Regions from separate parts of the Homo sapiens genome. Here region 1 is linked to region 2. A link is an interaction called in ENCODE POLR2A ChIA-PET data of the cell type or tissue named here. Cell type or tissue: Panc1. All regions are shown on one strand. Links, peaks and the distances in the headings refer to the core of each region. The heading gives the core; the rest is flanking DNA.

Region 1 (4,382 bases), core at 153-4,152, 150 kb after region 2:
GGCCTGAATTTGGGCTCTTAGGTCCAGGCTACCGGGCCACCCTCAACACACACAACCCCTCTCAAACCCCAAAGACCCGGACACACTCAGCAGCCCCCTCCTCCACACGGTCCGCCGACCTCACCCAGCCCTCACTCCAGGCGGTCGCCCTCTCGCCCACGCAAGACCCCGCGTGCTGCAGCCTGTCGCGCCCTCGGAACCCGCCTGCGCGCGCCAGAGACCAGCTCCGCCTCGCCTCCCGGCGGATACAGGCCCACAACCCATAGCCCCGCGCCTCCCAGACCCCCAGACCCCCAGACCCTCCCTGGCCGCCAGCCCAGGGGCGGACGGCTCCTTCTCTCGCCTGGCGCAGGAGGCGCAGCAGCTGCCGGGCGCGCTCCGGCCGCCGCTCGCGGAGCGTGGACTGGATCTCGCGGAGCCACCGCACCCGGCGCTCGTAGGGCGCGGGCCCGCAGCCGGCCGCCGCCCCGGCCTCAGAGCCAGCCTCGGGCCCGGCCCGCCGGCCCAGCCGCGCCCCCATGGCCGCCGCGCGATGGTCGCCGAACCCACAGGAGGCCGGGCTGTCTGCGCCCCGCTCCCGGGGCCGCCCCTAGTCGCCCCGCCTCCAATCACCGCGGCCCTGCCCCGTCCGGGTCCGAAGGCTGAGCGCCCGCCCCACCCCGCGCCGGAGCGAGGCCAGTGGGTTCCTCGGTTTGGCCTGATCACACTGGAGGAGGCCCTGCTTGCGTCAGTCTTGGCGCTAGAACCCGAGGGCCTGGAGCCGCCAGGGGAGACGCGGAGCTCGGCCGAGACGAGGTGGCTTTTGGCACCTCTTTACCCTCTGGCCCCAGTGCTGACTGGGGAATAGTCGCTTTGACCGTGCAAAGAGCATTCTAGGCGGGGTGGGGGGGTTCTGCTGTGTGTGCCAGTGTTAGGTATTGCCCCCATTGCTTTTAGAAATATGCCCTGCATGGTGAATCTCCGTCTCTACTAAAATACAAAAATTAGGCCGGGCATGGTGGCTCACGCCTGTAATCCCAGCACTTTGGGGGGCCGAGGCAGGCGGAATCTAAGGTCAGGAGTTCAAGACTAGCCTGGCTAACATGGTGAAACCACATTTTTATTGAAAATACAAAAAATTAGCCGGGCGTGGTGGCGGGCGCCTGTAATCCCAGCTATTCGGGAGGTTGAGGTAGGAGAATCAATTGAACCTGGGAGGCGGAGGTTACAGTGAGCCGAGATGGCGCCACCGCACTCTACCCTGGGTGACAGAGCAAAACTCTGTCTCAAAAAAAAAAAAAAGAAAAGAAAAGAAATCTCTGCAGCTGGCAGTTGTGGTGTAGGACCTGCTCACGCTACATGGACACTCCTGCACTGGCAAATATTTACTGCCTCCTGCTTCTTGGTTTGGGGCAGGCCCCCACCTCTGACCCCAGCCTGGGAAATAAACCGGACGAAGAGTCAGGTTAACCGTTAAGCCCAGCTCTGGGCAAGCTGGCAGCAGGCGGGCTGTATCTGCCGCTGGCTTCAGTCTGCCTCCCTGACAAGGGGTGGGGGTGGCGGCAGGCAGAGTGAGATGGGGGCCCTGGCTCCTCTGAGGACCAGGGTGAGGTACGGACCCACCCAGCTCAAGGTGTATCCCACTTCCCAGGGCTCCCTCAGCAGAAGCCTAGGTCTCTGCTGCAGGCCTGCTGGGCCCCTGCAGCCCCAATCCCGGCTCTGGGACGCTCACATCTCCTGCGTGGGGAACGTTTGAGGCACTGATCTGCAGTTCCCACTTCTCTAAGCAAGGAGCACGTGTTTAGCCTGTGAGGACTGGTACCTGTTGTGCAGGAAGGGCTGAGCACTGTCCGAGGGCATATATGAGGGACGACAGCCAAGCACCCGTGTGTATGTGTGTGTGTGTGTGTGTGTGTGTGTGTGTGTGTCTGCTAATTACCCTATGAAGATTCAAGGTTCCTTCCTTTGGGTTAAGCACTGCCTGCCCAGAGATGGCAGTGGGGAGAGGGCAGGGTGCTAGGCTCTGTCATCCTGTGGGGCTGGGCCCCTGAGACAAGGCAGAGGACAGCAGGATGTCTTAGCCCCTTGACCATCCACGGACCCCCAACCCCTGCTGGAGCAGTGCTTGCACCCCCTTCTCCCCTGGCACCTGCCAGCTGGACCCAACAGCCTCTCCTCCCACTCCAGTGCAGCCAGCATTGTCCTGGGGCCACCTTGGCACCACAGGTTTCCTCCCTGGCAAACCTGCATGACGGCCTTGCGTGCCCTCCCCCAGGGCCAAGGCGCTGTTGCTGAACTGAAGTGGCAACCTACCCGGTCAGAGCTTTAAGCTGCAGCTCTGATGCCCCAGGGACCTCTCAGACCCCCCTGCCCAGAGCAGGCAGCCCGGTAAGCCCTCCTCCTCTTCCCCTGCAGCCTCAGGGCTGGAGCCACAGCTGGGAGGGCTCCCAGATCCTGACCATATCCTCCCAGAGGCTGAGCCAGGCCTGGGCACTGTCCCCTCAAATGTGAGAATACTGGGCAGGGGGAGGGGAGAAAGGAGGGAATGGAGGGCTGAGCCTGGAGGCATGAAAGGGGCAACCTAGGCAGCGGTATGGGGGAGTGCTCAGAGCTTAGAGTCCTGTGGAAGGCAGAGAACTGCCCCAGCCCCTGCCTCTCATCCCCCACCCTCTGTGTCCCTGGCCGAGAGGTTCCTGGAGGACATTTTTCCAGCAAAAGAGGGAGGGTGGTGTCTGGGCCTAGATCCTTGGATGGGCTTTTCTCTGCCTGCTTGTGGGGTGCCTAGGGCGAGTGGGCTTTTGGAGACAATTTCTGGCCTAACCTGACTTGGACAGCAGCCCCCAGAGGCACAGCTCTCCCCTCAGGCATGGGGGCATGATTCCACCTCGCTAGCCCACATGTGTTCTTCACGGAGGGCTGCTGGCCCGTCTCCCTGGGGTTACCCTGAGCAGCAGAGCTGTGTTTGTTGAGACTCCATGGGGTGGAGGGATTGCGATGTTGTCCTCTCAGTTCCCGGGGCTGATGTGGAAGCTCAAGGGCTTGCCCTGGATTCTTCAGGGTAGCCCTGCCATCCCTAGTGAGTCAGTGAGTTGGGAGGTTGGGGGCTGGAGAATCAGGTAGGGAGGACACAGCTAGACCTCAGGCCCTGATGGGAACGTACTAGGCTCCAAGTGGGACCTGCCAGGAGACAAGAATTGATGACAGCCACACCTTTGGAGTCTCAAGCCCTCTGCCACCCATGCGGTGGCCTAGTTCAAATGACAGGAACACAAGGTCCAGCTGGCCCAATGGGCAGGTAGAGGGCTGCAGCCAGGGCTGGAACTGGCCTTGCACTGCCTCTGGGCCCTTCTCTACCCACCCAGTAGTATTGTTCAAGCCCAGGAGGGAAAAAGGCCAGCTCAGGGTTAATGTTACCTCAGCAAGTAGCTGAGTGGCACTGAGCCTCCTGGTAGCCACTGTAAAGAAGGACACAGAATGGTTTGGGGGCATTCGCTAGGAGGAAGGAAGCAGATGGATACTCTATGGAGACAGAATGTCCTCTGTGTTTGCTCTACAGGAACGGGTTGTCAACCTTCTGCAGGGCCAGGAATTGTCATGAGGCTGTAGTAGGCAGCAGAGCTTGGCGGGGTGAGGCGAGATCACAGGTATAGGCTCAGGGCCTGGATTCAAATCCCCTGGGCTGCCACTTGTTGGATGTGTAACCATAGGCAGAGTAAGGACCTGCCATAGCAAATTACCACAAACTCAGTGGCTTAAAGCAACAGAATAGTTCTGGAGGCTAAAAGTCTGAAATCCAAGTATAGGCCAAGCCACACTCCCTTTGAGGACTCCAGGGGAAGATCCTTCCTTGTCTCTTCAGCTTCTGGTGGCTCCTGGCAATCCTTGGCCTTCCTTGGCTGCTGCTGCATCACTCCAGTCTCTGAAACCATCTACCCTATGTGTCTGTGTGGCCTTCACATGGCATTCCTTATTTTTGCAGTGGGGTCTCACTATGTTGCCCAGGCTGGTCTTGAACTCCTGGGTCCAAGCAGTCCTCCTGCTTCAGCCTCCCAAGTAGCTGGGATTATGAGTGAGTGCCACCATGCCCGGCTCACATGGCCTCCTTGTAATAACGCTAGTGCCTGGGTGCGGTGGCTCACGCCTGTAATCCCAGCACTTTTGGAGGCTGCGGTGGACGGACCATGAGGTCAGGAAATTGAGGCCATCCTGTCCAACATGGTGAAACCCTGTCTCTACTAAAATACAAAAAAAAAAAAAAAAAAAAATTAGCCTGGTGTGGTGACACATGCCTGTAGTCCCAGCTACTTGGGAGGCTGAGACAGGGGAATCGCTTGAACCCGGGACGCAGAAGTTGCAGTGAGCTGAGATTGCGTGGTGACTTCACTCCAGCCTGGTGACAGAGC
Region 2 (4,382 bases), core at 287-4,286:
GGTGGCTCACGCCTGTAATCCCAGCACTTTGGGAGGCCAAGGTGGGTGGATCACCTGAGGTCAGGAGTTCAAGACCAGCCTGGCCAACGTGGTGAAACCCTGTCTCTACTAAAAAAGACAAATAAAAATTAGCTGGGCATGGTGGCAAGTGCCTGTAATCCCAGCTACTTGGGAGGATGAGGAAGGAGAATCTCTTGAGCCTGGGAGGCAGAGGTTGCAGTGAGCCGAGATTGTACCATTGCACTCCTGCCTGGGCAACAAGAGTGAAACTCTGTCTCAAAAAAATAAATAAATGTGGCAGTGCTTTGGAAGGTATATTTAACACAAATGCCCAGGATGATGATGATCATTATTATTGCAGTAATAAATCCATTCTCAGCTCAGAAAAATAAGAGGGTAACCAATCAATAGCTCCAGTGTTCTTGGAATCAGAGAGTGGAAAGGAGGCTGGGAGGGAAGGAAGATGGGGTGGCAGGGAGGAGAGCTACTGACCACCTTCTATATTCTGATCACTGACATTGCCCAGCCATTGCCAGAGGGAGAAATGTGGTGGGTATGAGTTCAAGCCAGGCACCTGGAAGTCCCTGATCTCTGGGTGCCGGGAGGTGGGTGTGGAACTGGCAGACGACCTAGGCAAGGGTCACTGATTATGGATCATTTACTTTCTTCAACCCTATACTGTCCCATCTGTTTATGAAAGTCTAGACATTAGGGAAATTTAGACTTATCTAAGAGGTTAATGGAGAAGGGATACAGTAAATGTCTGGGCCAACAGAGTCAGGATTCAAAATGACCTCAAAGGGCTGGACAGATAAAACTGAGCAAGGACCAGTGTAAAGTCCTGCTCAGACCGGATGTGGTGGCTCACTCCTGTATCTGAGCACTTTGGGAGGCCAAGGCAGGTGGATCACTTGCAGTCAGGAGTTTGAGACCAGCCTGGCCAATATGGTGAAACCCCGTCTCTACTAAAAATACAAAAACTAGCCAGGCACGGTGGCTCATGCCTGTAATCCCAGCATTTTTGGAAGGCCGAGGTGGGCAGATTGCCTGAGGTCAGGAGTTTGAAACCAGTCTGGCCAACATGGTGACACCCCGTTTCTACTAAAAATACAACAAAATTAGCCAGGCGTGGTGACAGGCACCTGTAATCCCAGCTACCCGGTAGGCTGAGGCAGGGGAATTGCTTGAACCAGGGAGGTGGAGGTTGCAGTGAGCCGAGATCATGCCACTACACTCCAGCCTGGGCGAAAGAGCAAGACTCCGTCTAAAAAAAAAAAAAAACAAAACAAAAAAAACTAGCCATATGTGGTGGTGCATGCCTGTAGTCCCAGCTACTCGGGAGGCTCAGGCAAGGGAATCACTTGAACCTGGGAGGCAGAGGTTGCAGTGAGCTGAGATCACGCCACTGCACTCCAACCTGAGCAACAGCGAGACTCCATCTCAAAAAAAAAAAAAAAAAAAAAAAAAAAAACCCAAAAAAAAGCCTGCTCAATTTCAGAAAAAGCCAATGTGCAGGGAGGAGTGGGAGGATAGAGAGACCCAGCCTACTATCAGTTCAGGTCAAAACAACATGGACACTACAGTTACTCAGTTGAGCACTGGCTAACACCGTGGGACAGGCTGGGAAAGAAGCAACTGCAGCCTCAAGCTGCACTGACATCCTAGTTACTAGGAAGTGAGTCCCAGGCTACAGGGACTCACCAGGTACCCACTCAAGGCAGGAGACATGCTCATTTCTCAACACCACCTGCTCATGAACAAACTGAAATGAGTTTGTCATTTTGTGCCTGCAAACAAGACGGTAACCTCCCAATGACACTCAACGAATTAACAAGTGGCCAAAGGAAGGGGATCAAGACAGGGAGCATCTAGAAACTGAAAATGTCTGGAGGACATGAGGTTGGAGAAGACTTAGGGAGAGCTATGGTGAACAGATCAGATGAGAGAAACAGCTTGCATTGTGCTATTCCAAAAGGCACAACTGGGCTCACAGAAGCTTCAGCAGAATAACTAGTTCACGTTAAAGGCCACCAAGATGCAACAATTTGAGACTCATGGCTGGGTCTTCAGTGATCCAAGGACAGTCATGTCAGGATATTCAGGTGCTTGCTGGCCTGGAAGAGGCCTGGACCCCCTTATGGGCCTTGAGGAGACTTCTCTGTACTTCGAGGGCACAAGGCTAGTGAAGATGGCTCATCTTTTGTGGCCAGAATTGCCTTCAGTTCAGTTTTCAGTTCATGGAAGCCCAGAGCAGGTATGTGGGATAAGACAGAGGATTAGGAGGAGGGAATGACAACATATACATTAAAAAGTCACTACCTGCATCAAATGTATGAGTATAGCTGGGAGACAACTACCTGGTATGGATTGAAAGGCATCAAAGAGGCCCAGAGTCCTGTATTAACAGAATACACCCCAAGGCCAAAAATTCCTCCTTAGATGACAGCAGTATTACCCCAAGTGAAGGACATTTGCCATCTGGGGAGGGTACCATGATGATTTATTGGGTCAACATGTGGACATCCAGCAGAGAAGCCTGGAGGGGCTGAGACATAGGGTAGAGAAGGCATCCTGCAGCCCAGGGTTAAGCAAACTCTGCCAACTTTACAAAATGCTCTCACCCAAGGAGTGCCAGAGGGTGAAGCTGGGGAGGGTCCTCATCCACTTCCTCCATCCTACCCCATACTTCCTGTGGCCACTTCTTACTTCCCTAATCCTATTAGTAGGAGCTCTTCTCCTTATCTTCCCAAATCCAATCTATTGCATTCTGTTAATTCTTTCTGAACATCTTTGGAATCTGTTCCATCCACTCTACCCCTCAGTAACCCCTCAAAGTCATGGTCTTGGCGGAGGCACTATCATCTCTACCAACCTGAATACACTCCAAACAGACCTCTTTGTTGATCTCTTTTACCGCAATCTATTCAGCCCAAGCAGTCAGATTAATATCTCCAAAGCACAGCATCAGCCATGTCCCTCCCTTGCTCCAAAACATTTAGTGGACCCTAAATATGCAGCAGATCAAGTCCACCTTCTTTCTGTGGCCATTCAAGGACACAGCTTTGCCCTCCAGCCTGTCTCTGACCACCCACTTTCCTACCCACTACCCTGCTCCTCACTGTGCCAAACTGAACTGTCTACCATCCTCTTACCCCATTCCCTGCCTTTGTCTCTCAGGCAGGCCACTTTGCCTGGGATGCTGTCACTCCCCTACTTTAGACAATTCCCATGCTTCAGGGACCACCTGAAGAGCCGTCTCTTCCATGAAGATGGAGGGAGACTTTGCTGAAATCCTCTTTTCCCCTTCCTGAGCGCCTTTAGATGCATGCCTGTCCCACGCACCAGAAGTTTGTTACCTGCTTCTGATGACATCTCTTCTGCTGCTAAGTTATGACTTAACGCCTGAATAATGTGCTGGTTTTCACCAGTGTATGTTCTATTTTCCTACCAAGACTATAAATTTGAATCCCAGAGAGAGGAGTGGGGATGGTATCTCCTCCATCCTAGGGCGAAGCATAGCAACACTTGGTAAGGCACACTGACTGGGTCGAGAGACCTGGGTTTTAGTTCTCTGCTGCCATTAACTGGTCATGTGACTTTGGGTTTCCTTCCCTGCAAAATGATGAAGCAGTGGATACATATCGCTTCCAGCTCTGGTATTCTCTGAGTCTATTTGACTGTGGGCTGACCCACCCAGCTCTAGGCCTGGCTAGGGAAGGAGCAAGGGAGGCTATGGACAAGCCCAGGGAGAGAGAGAGGGAGAGGGAGATGGGGAGCTAATAGCTCTGGAGGAAGGAAGGACATGCTGGGCTAATGGGATAATTGGATAATCCTCAGAGCTAGGGGCTGCCAGGCTGGGGCCAGCTGTTAGAAGCAGACACAAATAGCACAAGCAAAACAAGGGCGCTGATGCAGGAAGCAGCTTGCTGAGAGATATGGAGGAAGGTGGGTGGTGGCCAGAGGGTGGGGGAGGGGACAAAGAGAAACTGGAGCCCCTTTCTGTTGAAATTTTGAGGACAGGATCTTAAGGTCTTGTACTCTGACCCCATTTAGAAAGACTGCATTTAAGGATCCTGGCCTTCTATATACCAAAGAACATTCTTAGAGACCAGTGGTTTATCTTGGCCTCCACAGTGTCCTGGCCACCAAGGACCTTTAAGGACCATAAAGCCCTCATCTTTGCCCATTGAGGGTTATCTGTAAATGGGGCATCCATTTGACATGCCTGTGAAAATATTGCTGGACTCTTACAAAATATTAATTTTAGATACATGACTCAGTGGGTCCCTTCATTTCAGGCAGATAAGTGGTTCTGTCAGTGGGGTTGGGCACAGAACAAAAGAAATTTTGGAGGGGTCTAGGACCCAACTCTGCTAGGTCAC

What was found. Peaks named below come from ENCODE experiments on the same cell type or tissue, not always from the same donor. Only the 100,000 strongest peaks of a DNase experiment are listed, where the experiment ranks them.
Region 1: POLR2A ChIA-PET joins it to region 2 with 8 read pairs; 3 of 35 experiments call an interaction of 5 or more read pairs at or near these places.

What each region holds. Positions count from the first base shown.
Region 1 is chr22:24,592,520-24,596,901 of GRCh38, forward strand. It overlaps LRRC75B (leucine rich repeat containing 75B), which reads right to left and starts at 554. Exons shown (of 4, transcript NM_207644.3): 1 at 344-554. The coding sequence starts at 520. It also overlaps a transcript of GGT1 not described here. RefSeq lists enhancers at 1-967, 2,017-2,987 and a silencer at 452-681. In Panc1, for the core only: no CTCF peak of the experiment used is centred there; no DNase peak of the experiment used is centred there; H3K4me3 peaks cover 805 bases; H3K27ac peaks cover 438 bases.
Region 2 is chr22:24,446,961-24,451,342 of GRCh38, forward strand. All of the region lies in intron 3 of ADORA2A-AS1 (ADORA2A antisense RNA 1), which reads right to left. Among named protein-coding and RNA genes, the nearest start is that of ADORA2A, 22 kb to the left of the region's middle. In Panc1, for the core only: no CTCF peak of the experiment used is centred there; no DNase peak of the experiment used is centred there.